Regions from separate parts of the Homo sapiens genome. Here region 1 is linked to region 2. A link is a loop called in an ENCODE intact Hi-C map of the cell type or tissue named here. Cell type or tissue: ascending aorta. All regions are shown on one strand.

Evidence for each region. Hi-C counts contacts between places; a loop is a spot of excess contacts. Peaks named below come from ENCODE experiments on the same cell type or tissue, not always from the same donor. Only the 100,000 strongest peaks of a DNase experiment are listed, where the experiment ranks them.
Region 1: it touches region 2 in a loop (6-fold over the local background); 3 of 110 quality-filtered maps call a loop at or near these places.

What each region holds. Positions count from the first base shown.
Region 1 is chrX:51,392,251-51,400,250 of GRCh38, forward strand. It overlaps LOC105373204 (a long non-coding RNA gene), which reads right to left and starts at 4,336. Exons shown (of 7, transcript XR_007068239.1): 1 at 3,846-4,336; 2 at 2,737-2,832. It also overlaps the pseudogene LOC100419238. In ascending aorta, a CTCF peak has its summit at 3,589; DNase peaks (open chromatin) are centred at 3,741 and 3,940; H3K4me3 peaks cover 1,837 bases; H3K27ac peaks cover 598 bases.
Region 2 is chrX:51,333,438-51,341,437 of GRCh38, forward strand. NUDT10 (nudix hydrolase 10) reads left to right here. Exons shown (of 2, transcript NM_001304963.2): 1 at 1-22; 2 at 2,802-4,088. The coding sequence ends at 2,802. LOC105373204 (a long non-coding RNA gene) reads right to left here. Exons shown (of 7, transcript XR_007068239.1): 4 at 6,636-6,695. Among named protein-coding and RNA genes, the nearest start is that of NUDT10, 4.6 kb to the left of the region's middle. In ascending aorta, a CTCF peak has its summit at 3,342 (motif pointing right); no DNase peak of the experiment used is centred here; H3K4me3 peaks cover 440 bases.

The DNA of each region.
Region 1 (8,000 bases), 59 kb after region 2:
CTATTTTCCCTGATTTGAATACAATGCATTGTATTCCTGTATCAAAATACCTCATGTACCCCATAAATATATATACCTAATATGTACCCACAAAAATTAAAAAAAGAAAAAAAGAAAAACCATCAGCTTGTACACTTATGATTTGCATAAATTTATGTATCTTTACTTGAAAAAATTAAGACTGGCTTCCAGATCAGAGCACAACCAAGACTTACTATATCTACTAAAAGAATGCATAAGTCAAAAGATGGTTGGTTGGTCAGGGATGGAAACAAATACTGACAATTCCCTTCTGAACACTGGACTTATCTTTAGTCTCATGCTCTTAATGAGAAAACTATAGATATAGATATGTTAAATGTAAGTTAGCTCTCCCCCACCCCATCGTCTGGTTCCTATGCCACTATAGCCAATTATTCTTCACTCTACACCAATCTAGATCTAGAAATCAGACTTAGCTTCAGGTTCATTCTATCTTACATATGTACACACACATACTCCTTTCATACTCACCAGATGTGAGGCCTAGAATTTCTCCAGGCATCGTAGGATCTTCAGAATAAGGATGAAGCCAGCAATGAGGATTTCAGTAAATCACCAATCTCTTTCTTGAATCTTCTTTCTCTGACACACTGATATAAACCCTTCCATTATGTAGTCCCTACCTGTACCCTCTCCTGTCTGCTGGCTCACTCCTTCTGGATGCCTTCCTCACCCTACCCCCTAGGAACCAAAAATATAATTCTCTTATATTCTGTTCTATCAAGCCTCTGGAAGTTCTGAGATGCCAAGAATAGGAATTGGGAAGGAAGGTTACAACAGAGGTGACATGATATATGTCTTTGAGTCCTTAGCATGGCATTCAAGGTTCCTCATAATCTTACTCTTGCTAATCTCATTAAAATCATCTCCCTACACCATTTCCATTCACATTTAACACGTGTGTTTGCAGCTCCACTTCACCCATACACCATTCTATTTCTAACCTCTGAGCCATTGCTCACACAATTCTTTTTTGTCTGAATTACCCCCGTATCTCTTAAACCATCTGCTTATCCATTTACACATAACTGAAGTGCCATCTCTTCCAAAAAGTCTTCCTTTACCATAACATTTACAACACTCTAATAAAATTACCTATGTGTTTGTCTCTCCCACCAGATTGTGAGAGCTTTCAGGGCAGAACTATTTCTCTGATTTTCCTCTCTAAGCCTCACTGTACTGTAGGTGTTTAACAAACACCTTCTCACTGTACAGTGTCAATGAAATAGAATAGAAGGGGCAATCATTTTGAGGGAAAGGAACAAGGGGAGTAGATTATGTGTGATTTAGAATCACACATACCTGGATTTGAATCTCTGCTGCCAATTTCATAGCAGAGGGGCCTGGCCAAGCTCCTATGTCCTCCTCCATGTAGTGAATTGACTCATAGTGCACGTATGAGTCAGTAAATGGGAGAGAGAAACACAAGACTTCAGGGTCAGGTTGCCTGGGTTCATATCAGCTTCATTACTAACTTCTAGTGTGACCATAAGAAATTTTCTGACCCTCTCTATGCCTCAGTTCTCTCATTTGAAAAATAAGCTTTGTAATAATTCATTTCTCTTAGAGCTTCTGGAAGGATTAAATTGTGATGAAACCTGATAGAATAGCACTATGCAAATGTTAAATCGTTATTAAAGTTAGCAATTATTATCACATAAAATGGGGATCATAATACTACTTATTTCAAAGGTACTATAAGCATATACAGTGGATGAGTAAATGATAGTTGTTACCATTAATTTATATATGTCAAATAAAGAACATTTATATATTTTTACAAAGAAACTAGAGTGTAGCTGAGGTAGGAAAAATAAATTCTGAGAACTAAAATATCATTCTAAAACTCTACTTAAAACAAAAATCTTAGGCCAGGCATGGTGGCTCACACCTGTAATCCCTCCTTTGGGAGGCCAAGGCCGGCAGATTACCTGAGGTCAGGAGTTTGAGACCAGCCTGGCCAACATGGCGAAACCCCGTCTCTACTAAAAATACAAAAATTAGCCCGGCATGCTGGTGGATTCCTGTAATCCCAGCAAGTTGGGAGGCTGAGGTACAAGGATCGATTGCTTGAATCCGGAAGGTGGAGGTTGCAATGAGCCAAGATCGTGCCACTGCACTCCAGCCTGGGCAACAAAGTGAGACTCCGCCTCAAAAAAAAAAATCTTGCCCAATCCTAGTCAATTTTCAGCATCACTACAGAGAAGAAAAAACAAAAGAGGATTTAATATTATGTACTAACACATGCAGTGAAAATGACATAGGCTTCGGAGTCAGATACGACACACCTGCATTCTAATCCTGGTCCTATCACTTAAGTCATTGTTTCCAATAAAGCATCAGTATTTAGGGTTTTTCCTTGGAAGATGTCTTCCAATACGTTTCTTCACTGTATTCAGCAATTTTTTTAAAACAATCCCGAGGCAAGCAATGCCTGGAAGATGCGGTTGAGAATAAAAATGAATGACATTGTCACTAAGGGTGAGCTCAAGGTAATGAAAACTGCATGAGACACTGGGGCCAGACAGACCTGGAGTTGAAAACGGTTTCCACCTCTGCCTTGCTATGAGACCTTGGGTAAGTTACATAAACTCTCTGGCTCTCAGACGACTCTTCTGTAAATTGAGATAATAATAGTATCTGCTTCACAATCACGTCCTCTGAGAGGAGCCTATGCTGATCCTGCCCACCTACCTATGGCTGTGGTTAAGGAGTCTTAGTCTGTGTTCCCAGAGCCCACTGTTGTTGTTATTTTACAGATGAAAGGCATAGATGTCATTCTGGGTTACCCTGAAAGAACCAAGAATGTGAACCCAAAGATTAGTGGAATTGTCAAAAACAGATGAGCCTCACACTTACAAGGAGACAGCTCTCTCAAGTTTCCTGTTTCTTCTTTAACCATTCATCCCCAGTCCATCTCAGTCTGCAGCTTTTCTCTTTGTGTCTCTCTATGCATTCTCATCATACTCCTAAACGACTTACAATTCTTCACTTGAAGCCCTTTCATGTAATTTTTCTGTGTGTCTGGCTACCACACAAGACTGTGAGATGCTTGAGGAAAAGGATCGAGTTATGTTGGCTTTTACCCACCCAGCAACCAGAACACTTCCTGAATCTTGGCACAAAAACTAAAAATACATCCAACGAAAACTGAAAACTTATTGAAAAAAAAGTTTAGAAATAATATGTATATATATACATATATATAATATATCCAGTTCCTCTCTGCTGTATTAAATATTTCAAATAAATAAACTCCCCATTGCATCTGGGATATATTATTCCCTTTTTTAAAATATGAGATTACTGGGAACCAGAGAACTTCGGAGTCATTTCCATGGTTACAGGGCAGGTATGTAACAGCATGAGCACGGAAACCCTGGTATGTAATGCCAACGCACACAAGGACGGCAGCATAGGCAATCTCCATACCTATGTGTGGACAATGTAAAAATACCTCTTGGGAGAAGGGGCTGCAAATACAGTTTACCAACATGTTACACCAGTAAAGCTGTCATTTTGAGATAAAGGGAAGGGTCTCCCGGACCCATTTTCAACAAGTGGCCAATCTTGGTAGTGCAGACTAAGAAGCAGCCCAGTAAGTTCTTAGAACCGGAAACTCCCCTCCCCCCAAACACCCAACCGCGCAGCCCACGCTGCGGGGCCACGACTTGGCCGGATTTATGTTCATGGCTGAGGATGCCATGGGCCGAGTAAGAAGGAGAACCGCCACCCAACCACGCAGCCAAGAGCAACCCAGGGATCCCTCCTCTGCTTGCTCCCCTCCCCCACCCCTGCTGTACCTTCTGCGCAGCCATCTCGGTAACGGGCGTCAGGGGCGCTCGGCGGCCTGCTGTCCAAGCTGGGGTCAGGAGCCTGGCGGTAGCAAAGAGCATCACCGAAAGGAAGCTGGTAGGCTAGCGAGGCCAGCCCCAAAGACCCACAGATACACGCGCTGCTCCGAACTCGCGGGCCCGCGGCGTCCACTAATGAGATGAACCTGGGCGCGCAGCGGCTGGACCTCAGCTGCTAGGGCGCCGCCAAGGCCCTGCTGGACACCTTCTGGTACCTGGGCCTCGTGTATTACACCTGTGGCTGCCGCCGAGGCGCGGTTCAATTTGAAGTCTGAGCCCCTACAGGCCCGTGAATCCTGGATTACAACTGCAGTTTGTGCAAGAAGCAGCAGCACCTGCACTTCCACTTAGCAACCTCCGGCTTCACGCTCCTCCAGGGCGCAGAGAGCATCAAAGCATTATCACCGACCCAACACACACCGGCGCTGCGTAGTTTCTGCAGCAGGTGTGGGGTGAAGAGTTGCCACACAGCTGTCTGACACCGGGTGTACGGCGTCACCCCTCACTTCCTGGACAAGGCAACATTTTCCTAAAGGTAAAGACCATGAACATGTAGAGGCCCCCTTACTCTCATGCTAGTCCGCATTCAGCCGGAAGCAATTCAGCAAATTTGCCATTTAAGTGACGCCCTGGATCTGTCTTTCAGAGTAGTGGCTTACCCTGCAGCCTCATTTCTCTGATAAGTATTTTTTTAAAGCCATTGATTCAGTTTGTTCATCTTTTTCTTGTTGGAAGAAGGGGGTGGGGTGACAATTTCCAGCTTCTTTACATGAAAGAGCTGAAACCAGAAGTCTCGCTTGTGACCATTTTTGCAATATACTACAATCACTATAAGCCTATGATTTAGAAATATCATGGTAAATGCCTGAGAAGCAGAAAAAATAGTTGAAAGAAGTTTTCTCAGGGAGCCAGAGCAGGAGTGGGGGCGAGTATGGATTTAGATTCAAATGATTTCTGGTTTCATTAAAGGCTAGTGTTATTCTTTAAGAACTTTTAAGATCATGTATGTATATTATTTTGAGAAAATTAAAGAATAAGTGATGCATTTTATGTAGAAATAATCTATATAAATTCTACATAGAAAAATACGTAGAAATACCAAGTTTAATTTCAAGATTAAATAAATGCTCAAAAATACATACAATTCCTAAAACAGTTATTACCACTTACTTGTTAATGTTAGTTGTGACTGTTTATAAATTAACGTGCACATTTTACTCTTGATCCAAATGCTACTGTTTGAACATTAATTGGCTTAAGTAATAATTTTTAAATTGTACTTCACAAAATTTAGAGGAAACAATGCAAGGGAAGGGACTATATTCCCATTTCCCTGATGAAGACACTAAAGCTTAAAAGATTAGGTAACTTGCTGAAAGTCATGCACTAAGTAAGTGGTTGACTGGCACAGTCTCACAAATCCATCTGCTGTTATGTATACCTCTCTCCCTCTACACATTTTTGAATAGCCATGCCTTTATCAGAAAAAATGGTGTTACTCTTCCACTAGGATTGGGAACCAAAATTACTGATAAAAGTACAAGGAGAGTTGAATACGATCTTTCAGTTCTTTTCAAGAATCACAAATCCCTAAGCCAATAAAAAAGTTTAGAAGCTAGAAGCAAAGACAGAGATCTTCCAAATTTGTTTAATGAAGGAAGTCTAAACTCTGATTCCAAAACCTGGCAAAGATAGTTCACTACACACAAAGAAAGATGTGGATCTCTCTCACTTATTAACTTATATTTAATTTTTTATTAATAAAATTTGGGTCCATAAAATTAAACTGTATATAAAAATCTATCATATCCTGGTAGTTTCCTAGTCATGAGAGCATGATGTAATATTAGGAAATATTTTAATTAACCCTCCACAGTATATAAAAATCCATCATATCCTGGTAGTTTTCTAGTCATGAGAGCATGGTGTAATATTAAGAAATATTTTAATTAACCCATTATATCAATAGGTCAAAGGAGAAAAATCCTATCATCTGAGGTGCTGAACAAAGAATTCAATAAATTCAATCAATCTGATGCACTCTGCAGTCGTTCTAAGTTCTTGTCTACTAAAATCCTCGACTACTACACATCCACAATCGCTTCTGTGAAACTCTTGGGACCAAATGGTTCAGAATTTGTCTCCCATACATACATAATATCTATGTCAAGGCCTGTAGTAATACTGTGGAATCTAATACAATGATATTTCTGTAGTGAAACATACAAATGTTCACTCCAAGATCTAAAGATTACAAATAGCATCATGTCAGTTCAAATCAGGTTTTATGGATAAATGAGTCAGGAAAAGTATGTTTTTCAAAGCATTTTGAATGTTAGACTTGTGCACAAGGGATTGTGAGTCTGAATCATATTTCCGTCAACTCTTCTTGCCTTTCATACAATTTTTTTCTTTCTGTTATCTTTTTTATCATTGAAATACAACATTTAGATAGAAGATTGTGCAAATCATAAGGGACAACAAGTTGATGACTTTTTACAAAGTGAACACATGCATGTAACAACCAGTAAGACCAAAATATAGAACATTACTGGCACCCCAGAAACTTATGTTATACCCCTACCTAGTCATTACCCCTGAAATTTAAGCACTATTCTAACCTATGTTACTATAGAATTGTTTTGCCGGCTTTTTATACTTTATACAAATGGAATTATAAATTATGTATATTTTTATGCCTGGTTTCTTTTGCTCAATATGAATGCTTTTAAGATCTGTACACTTTGTTGCATGTAGGGATATTTGCTTGTTTCGTTCCTGAACAGTATTCCATTGTATTAATATACCACAATTTATTCATTCAACTGTTGATATATATTTAGGTTGTTTCTAGTTTGTGACTATTTCCAATAATGCCACTGTGAACATCCTTATGTCTTTTGAAAAACAGGTTTATGTATCTCTGTTGGATATATACTTGTGTGGTAAGCAGAATTCTAAGGTGATCTCCAATGACTCTTGTCTTGGTATAATCTCTTCCCATTGGGTGTAGGTGGAACCTGTAAATATGATGAGATCTTACTTTTATGATTATATTACTTCATATGGCAAAAAGGATCTTGCAGATATAATTAAGGTCACAAATCAGTTGCCCTTAAAGTAGGTGAGGCAGACCTAATCAGGTGAGCACTTACAAGGGCCCAGGTTTTTGCTGAGAGATTCGAAGCATGAGAGAGCATTTGGAGGGGGCCACGTGACAAGGAACTGCAGGAGTCCTCTAGGTGATGAGTTGCTGCCCCTTGTTGACAGCCAGCAAAAGAATGGAGGGACCTCAGTACTACAGCTACAGGGCACTGGACTCAGCTGGCAACATAGATGAGTCTGCAAGGGCTTCTTCCCCAGAGATCCAGAAAGGAACACAGGAAGTCCAAGAGCATCTCACCCTGTGAGACCTTGAGCAGGGAAACCAGTCACATGGTGCACAGACCTCTGACCTACACAACTGTGAGCTAATAAATGAGTGTTGGTGTAAGCTGCTAAGACTGTAGCAATGTGTTTAACACCAACAGAAACCACTATAGATTTTGATACCTGGATGTGAGGTGTAGTCACTGTAAACACCTTAAAATGTAGATGTGGCTTTGGAACTGGATAGTAAGCAAAGGCTGGAAGAATTTTGAGATGCATGACAGGGAAAGCCTAAATTCCCTTGGACAGACTGGTAGTAGACGTCAGCTGGATATCCAAACTGCTTTGGAACTCCTCTTTTCTGCCTTCTGTTTTCTCCTGTATAAAATAGAATGTTTATAGATGTTATCCTATGCCCGTCCCATCATTGTATGTGGTGGTGTTGGGGGAAGATAGCTTGTCACTTTAGTGCTGATGGTCCACAGTTGGAGAGGGATTTTGCCCTAGGAGTTTTACTGGATAGGATCATACCCAGGAATCTCATCCGTTCATGATTCAGATGATGAAATTCAGATGAGCTTTTGGAATTGAGCTGATGCCATAATACAAAGAAATTTGGAGACTGTGGGATGGATTGAATGTATTTTATACGTGGGAAATACTGGATCACTGAGGGCCAGAGGGCAGGCTGAGGCAGGCAGAATTCTAAGATGACCTCTAATGACCTCTGGTCTT
Region 2 (8,000 bases):
CCTCGCCAGATAGCGATCCCTAGTATGTACCGCTTGCGCCCGCACAGACTTCTGTTTGTCTGCCTTGCTTAAAATGCATCCCGCCTGGAGCACCTCTCGTACCATGTGCGGTCTCATGGGCAGGAGGGAGGCTTTTGTTTCCTTGGCAGACCCTCTGAATCACGCTTGCAAACTGTTGCCAGGCCCTGTTTTCAGTTGGCACGTTTTTCAGTTGCTTTCAAAATCGCTTCTTGGTTACCCTGTAAAATGTTTCGGAGAAGCCTATGCCGCTTGGGGTTTTAGGTGCTGTAACTGTTCACCCTGCTTTTGGGCGGGGGGGGGGGGGGTGGGGGGCGAGGGGTGGGCGGGGAGTGTGTGTGTCTGCCTGTGCGCCCTGTGATGTTTTTGGTTCTTTTATATTTCACACATATTCGTGGGTGCGTGCACATTTTTGATACCAGCCTTGTGGTTTGTTTGGTAGTGGAGGCCTTTAAAGTCTGACCAGCTTGGTTGTGTGGCATCTTTTAGTATTTTTTTCCCTTGAGTTGTTTTCTCCTTCACAGCGTTCGCCCTTGTTGTCAGGGAGGCCTTCTGTGGTGGGAGTTGGTTTAAAAAATCAGTTTTGAATTCGTAAAAACATTAGGAAATCCTACATCTTGTGCTCTTTCTGCACTCGACAGTCGCTCTAGCCTCTGAAGTGGTATCTCATTTGCCCCTTTCAGAAATTTCTTTTTCTATTTCTATGTAGGTCATTTGGTTTTCAAAAAATTTTCACAAGTAATTTTTCACTGCTGACTTTAAATCGCTATTTCCCATGTAGATTAACCTTACTGAATAGATGCTGCTGGGGATCTGCTAGCCAAACGCATCTGATCAGAAAAACTGTATTCACAGAATTTGATTTCCCATACTCAACTTCCAACTCCCATTGCCCCTTACTGGATACCATAGAAGAACCATGGTTCTCTGGATTTAAGTTTGTTTTTGAAAGAAAGTGGTTTCCATTCCATATTTGAATGTAGTGACATTCCGCTTAACCTCCCTGACTCCCAGTAACCACAGGAATGGAATCTTTTGTGGTGATTACATCCCAACAGAGTTAGCTCTAGCGATGTTCAGCTGGTACAGAATTGTCAAACTATTAGGATTCCTGAACAATCTCTCAATGATAGAGAGTAATTGTTTTGTCTCACAGTACCACCTTTTCTGGGTGCCAAATTAAAAGCTCTCACGTTTGCCTCAGTACTTGCTTGAAGTCAGGAATCCCATCTAGAATAGCTAAATCTCTCTTCTGGACCTTCCGCTGTTCCCCCAGCCATGTCTGACATTAGGTAGAAGGAAAACCTATTTTGTGAAGAGGGTATTCGAATGAAAAGATCATTCCTAATTTCTAGAGCAACCTAGACTATGTCATATCTCTTAAACATTATTGACAGGTATTGGGGTCCCTTAACTTTTTTTTTTGAGATGGAGTCTTGTTCTATGGGTCACTGTTACGCACTTTCTATTAAGAAATTTTGGGTTTCGCTATGTAAATTCTAGGTTCCTCTTCTGGATTTCATCTCCCATGACAGTTGAGGAAATGTCTAGTTTTTGAAGAGAGTATGGGTGGGGGCTGGGGGACCGGGCGCGGTGGCTCACGCCTGTAATCCCAGCACTTTGGAAGGCCGAGGCGGGCAGATAACGAGGTTAGGAGATCAAGATCAGCCTGGCCAGCATGGTGAAACCCCGTCTCTACTAAAAATACAAAAACTAGCTGGGCATCGTGGTGTGCGCCTGTAATCCCAGCTACTCGGGAGGCTGAGGTAGGAGAATCGCTTGATCCCGGGAGGCGGAGGTTGCAGCGAGCCGAGATCGTGCCACTGCACTCCAGCCTGGGCGACCGTCTCAAAAAAAAAAAAAAAAAAAAAAGACTGATTTTCCCCCTCGTCCCTGTCCCCCAATGGACAAGTGCCTACTTTTTCTTATTCTAAAAAAAATTTGAAGACGACATGTTGGAGTAAAGGTAAGTTTGGTTGCTTGATACAGAATTTGCTCTGGATGGTTAACATATTTTCTAAGAAACCTATGTTCTGTTGATCAGGTCACCTTTGAAAGAAGTAACCCTGAAAGGGGTGAAAGGTGGCCATAAATATTTTTAAGTCCTGTAGAAAATTGATAAAAATTGAAGTGTGTATGTGTAAGAGCTTGTAAAGAAACAGCAACATTAGAGGGCCCTTGTGGGATAGATGGTTTAAAGGGCTCTGATGCTGGAGCTGCTCCTTGTCTCACTTGCCTTTAAGTGGAGTTCAATTGTAAGAAAAAGCATGTCCTCCCTCCATAGTTGTTGACTGGGAAAAGGGAGATTAGAGCTTACAGCACTAACAGCTGGCCAGAGTTTTATTTTTCAGAGTTCCTTTTGTGGAAGCATCAGTCAAAACAAATATTCTCAGCATCATTCTTGTATTGCAATCATCTTTCTGAATGACTGTTGGCCTATTAGAATATGGACTTTTTGAGGACTAGGACCCAGACTGAATCCTCCCCCATATCCTCAGAGCCTAGAACAGTGCCTGAAATTTGGAGACATTTGTCTTTGATCCACAGATTAGAAATGTCTACAAGTGTATTCCCGATTTCTGAGCTTCATAATGTACCTGGGACAATCTGTTATTCCCTCAGGCTCTCATCTGGCCTCACAGTGAAACTGCATTCGATAATTCACTGAAGGCTTTTCCAATTCAAAATGGTTGATGAGCCATAGTAGGTGCTCAATAAGTATTTGTTGATTAGAGGAATGGATGAACCAATAAAACCCTATTAATAAGAATTTTTCTTTTTAGGTGAATGGCATAGATGTTGTTCAGATTTACTTTGAAAGAATCAAGTATGTGAATGGATGGATGAATGGAATTGTGAAGCACAGATGAGCTCTTTCACACTCCAAGGACACAGCTCATCCTATGCTTTTGGACACTTCTTCCCTGTTTATTACAATGACTATTCTCCAGGTTGTTGCACTACCGCTGTATCTGTACATAATTCTAACTTGGCACCTGTGGCCTTTTTTGTGCTCTTATGTGTCTGTATTTCCCGGCAGAGTATACGCCCTTGAATGCCAGGAACTTGTTTCCTTAGTCTTTTTTATATATCTAGCATATAAGATATTGCTTAGAATATGGTAGACATCACTGAAGATTTGTTTCAGTAGTTCATATTTTGTAATGATACTGAATGGTTAAACAATCCCTTTCTAATCTGTCTAGCATATATGTGACTTTTGTTTATCAAGTGTCACACAACTGCTTCAAGGCAGCTGTGAGATACTAGAAAGCAAAAATTCTTACTCCTATGTCTGTGTCATCCCAGATGTGTGCCTCCAGATGGCAGTATACTACACTATCTGTAAAATATATTTGCAAAGCCAGGCACAGTGTTACGCGTCTGCCTCAGGAGGCTGAGGCAGAAGAATAGCTTGAGCCCAGGAGCTTTAGTCTAGCCTGAGCAATATAATGAGACTCCGTCTCTTAAAATATTTGCCCAAACATTGAACCTAAATTTGACCATGCCCCTAGAAATAATTCCTAATCTTTAGAAAATAGGGCAGAGAAACATTATTTTACACCATGGAGATGAGATCAGCAGAATCCAGACTATAAGAAACTACAGGACACATGACCTAGTTTCTTCTGTAAATAACTTGCAAGGATGAAAGATGGAGGATGAACCTATAGATTTAAAGAGACTTAAGAGACATATTAACCAATTGTTAATTGGATCTTATTTGAATTGTGATTTGACCGAACTGTAAAACGAATACATTTATGAGACAATCGGGGTAATTTGAACATTGGTGGGGTATTTGGTATTAGAATAATGGTTTTATCATTATGTTAGAAAGAAGGGTCCTCATCTACATTCTCAAACATCTGTGGCTGATATGATATGATTCTTGGAATTTGCTTCAAAATAATAAGTCTGGATGTTAAGTGCATTGGAAATATTGATGAAACGAAATTGGCCTTGATAATTGTTGAAGCTGGGTGATGGCTAAAATGATGGTTCATTATATATGTTCATCTCTATTTTTGTATGTTTGGCATTTTCCGTAATAAAGTTTATAAAAATAATTACTGGAGTTATTCTTATTAAGCCTAATATATAAGGTAGAAAAAAAGGAAAATATTTAGATTGTTTAAAAAAGGTTGGCTGTGGCATACCGCTTCTGGCCCAAGGGGTCAAATGCCCAAAAAGAGAAGGGAGAAATACCCTGGAGTGGCTAGCAGTTCCCTTGCTGTAGACCAATGTTAGCAGTTTTTTCTTTTAATTTGGCCCATTGAAATAGGAAAAGCTAGATTCTTATTTATTCATACTAGAAAATAAGAATGGATTCTTATATGCTGTTGAGCAGGGGTTTTGATAACACCTACATACCAGTTCATACAAATGTGAAAAATCAAAGAGGTGGAGTCTCCAAGGAGAAAGTTTATGGAATTTTATAAAAATCTACATAAGCCACTTTTTGAATAGTTTTTAAGGGAACAATAGCTGTAAACTTGTTAGCTGCACATAATTAAGTTTAAAGTTATATTTGAAGGTAGGTAAAAAAGGAAATTAAGCAGTTAACATTCCTGACTTCAGTGGACCATTTTGCATTTCACAGATTGCAGATACTCCTTCAGTTCTGGACTGTGCTTAAATTTCTGCAAAGGCTAAAATTCTGTAAAGGCTGTGCTTACATCAACAAACATGGTGTCTGTCCTGATGTTTTTGTGAGTCAAGAAGGAACAGGCAGAAAGTGAGAAGAGTATTAAAGGTCCCTCCTAGGGAAGATGAATTCCTTCCTAAGTGTGAAGTACTGAAGCTGAAGCTGCCCCTTCTACTTCTGTTCTTTAAGTGTGTTCCAATCCCAAGAGCAAGCAACTCCCCAGAACCAACTGTTACTGGGAAAAGGGGAGGTGAAAAGTTTACCTTAGAGCCCTTTACCAGTCATAGCTGGACAGAGCTTTCAGTTCCAAGATTCCCCTGTGAGAAGGCACCATGATATACCAGAAAAACTTTCATCAAGTTTTCCCTGGAAATTGTTTTCTAATTTGAGTCTACTCTGATTGTAGCAGATTTTTTTTTTTTTTGAGATGGAGTCTTGCTCTGTCACCCAGGCTAGAGTGCAGTGGCACGATCTTGGCTCACTGCAAGCTCCGCCTCCCGGGTTCACACCATTCTCCTGCCTCAGCCTCCCAAGTAGCTGGGACTACAGGCGCCCACCACCACGCCCGGCTAATTTTTTGTATTTTTAGTAGAGACGGGGTTTCACGGTGTTAGCCAGGATGGTCTCAATCTCCTGACCTCGTGATCTGCCCGTCTCGGCCTCCCAAAGTGCTGGGATTACAGGCGTGAGACACCGCGCCCGGCCAGCAGATTTTTTTTTAAGTTTAGAGGCAAGCAGAGCCAGGGAAGCTGTAGTTTGGTGGATGTAAATTAAAACAATTTAGTGATTCGGAATCCAACAAGCTATAGCTCAAAACTGTCTTGACCAGAGGCTGTATGGCCTCTGCCAGATTAGTTTACCTCTCTAATTTTCAATTTTCTCATCTGTAAATTTGCGGTAATTACAGTCCCTACTTTTGTAAATCACTGCTTCTGAGAAGCCCTTCTTGATATTTTTTGAAATAGTTCTTTTTTCATACAGATGGGCTCTTGCTCTGTTGCCCTAACAGGAGTGCAGTGGCATGATCATAGCTCATTGCAGCCTCAAATTCCTGGGCTCGAGAGATCCCCCTGCCTTAGCCTCTAGAGTAACTGGGACTACAGATGTGTACCACCACACTTGGCTATTTTTTCAGTTTTTGTAGAGATGGAGTCTCGCCATGTTGCCCAGGCTGGTCTCAAACTCTGGGGCTCTAGCCATCTACTTGGCTTGGCCTCCCAAAGTGCTGGGATTACAGGTGTGAGCTACCATGCCCAGCCCTGTTTTGTCATAGTTCTTATCAAAAGTATACTTATTAGCCTGAATGTCTCTGTCTTCTTAATTCTGAGGTCCACTAGCTTTGAGAGCCAGACTGGGTTGTCTCTGTGTCCTGAGTCGGGCACAGAGCCTGGAATATGGCATCCCACAGATGTTCCTAACATGTTTATTATATAAATGGTTGCCACACCTCCTACTTGTGAAAAACACATAGCTATTATTTTGCCAGGTATTTGTTTACCTGAAAATATGAAAAATGAGATACCGTAAGACTGTGATCTCTGATCAAGTTTCTCTTTTAAGTTTCCCTTTATTGGGAAGAATATTTCATCTATAAACCATGCCTTTATTTTTCAGGATTTTCCAGTACCAATATATTCCTGACTTCTTAGCTTCATAAAGGACTGTGTGATATTCCCTTAGGTGCTAAATTGGCCCACAGCTGCATTTGATAATTCACTGAAGGCTTAAAGCTTCCCAAATACAAATGATTTAAGAACATGGTAATCCTTCAGTATTTATTTAATGTAAGAACCTTTGAATGAACACAAGTATCCTAATTATTTTAATTTACAGGTAAAAAACATAGACAGCAATTAGGATTATTAGGATTATATGGTAACAAGCTCATATAGACAAGGCTAAAGCCTGACTGATTTGACTGGTAAAAATACAAGGAACCACTTTTAGATTGAGACAGTTTAGTACTTACATAAACAGTACAAAGAATGAACCAAAGAGGCCAACTCCCCAGGTCCTTGTCTCATATACCCTAAAAGACAACAAAGAAACAAAAGGGGCTAGATGACTATAATGCAAGTTGAGGGATACTCCCTGGCTGAGGAGCCAAATCTATACTGCGGCTGAGTGGCTATATATTCCGCAGCTCTATTCTAAAAGGCACAGGAAGGAAAGCTCCATACCTCATCAGAATCTGGTAAGTGATGAGAAATTCATTCAAGACAGCCTCTCAGGAGAGAGAGGGAAGTGACTGGGAGAAGGCCTTATAGCAGCTCCTTACAGCCTCTGATCTTCTTGTGTTCTGGGAGGATCACAAAACAATTAACCAAAACTCAGATTAGCTGCAGTTCAAGCCTACATGGATATATGCAAGGGTGCCAGGCCATCATGGAGGAGCCATTCCCCTACAACTCCACTCTCCTTTCATATATCCACCTAAGGATTCTTTTTACAAACATAAGCCACCTGTTGTGGCCACTCTAAAGATACAGAATGGACCCCATGCAAAATTTGGTTTAGATATCAAGAGCGATAATGCTGTATATACATCAACAGGGTATTCAAAGGTTTATTACTCGCATAATGAGGCTCTTTTGGGAGAGCAAGGCAGGCTTCCAAAGCTGATCTGAAAATGTCTTGATAGAGCTAGGAAAGGAGACTAGCTTACAGTTTTTATGGTGGTTAGGGGTGCTGGGGTGAGGGTTCCAATGTGCAGCTGGGGACTTGCATGGTTTGAAACTCCTTTCAACAACAAAGGAGAGAGCACCCAGGAATTTCATTAGCTTGTCCAAATGCAGGGCTTAAGGAGAACTGAGGTGAGGCTTAGATGCTGTCAGCAAACATCCAAAAAAAAAAAAAAGACAGCTTCCTTATTACAATTTACTCCTGATGTTCGAGAAATAAAATGTACTACGTTTTTGTAGTTGAATTCAAACAGATTTAAATAATCCATTATGGTGCTCTATGAGGTCTGTAGCCTGATACCTGTAAGAAAGATGAAAGTTCCATCAACTGTCTCATTCTAGAGCTCAGCATTGTGTATTCTGGGAAGTGAAATGAATGTCTTGGTGGCAATAAATGGCATCTGGAACTCTAACGGCAGTAACGAGTGTCTTAATGAGGCCTTGTATTATAGTTTTATTATATGTAAAGGCATGTATGGTATTGACTTATATTTTGGTATCTGTGAGGCAAGAGATTCCCAGAGTTCCATACCCCAAAAAAGACACTGGATAAGGAATTTCTGTTGCTGCCATTGTCCAAACCAGACAACCATATAATTGGCAATAACCTAAGGGTCTAAATACTTACAGAGGGGGTCAATTAGTGACCCAGG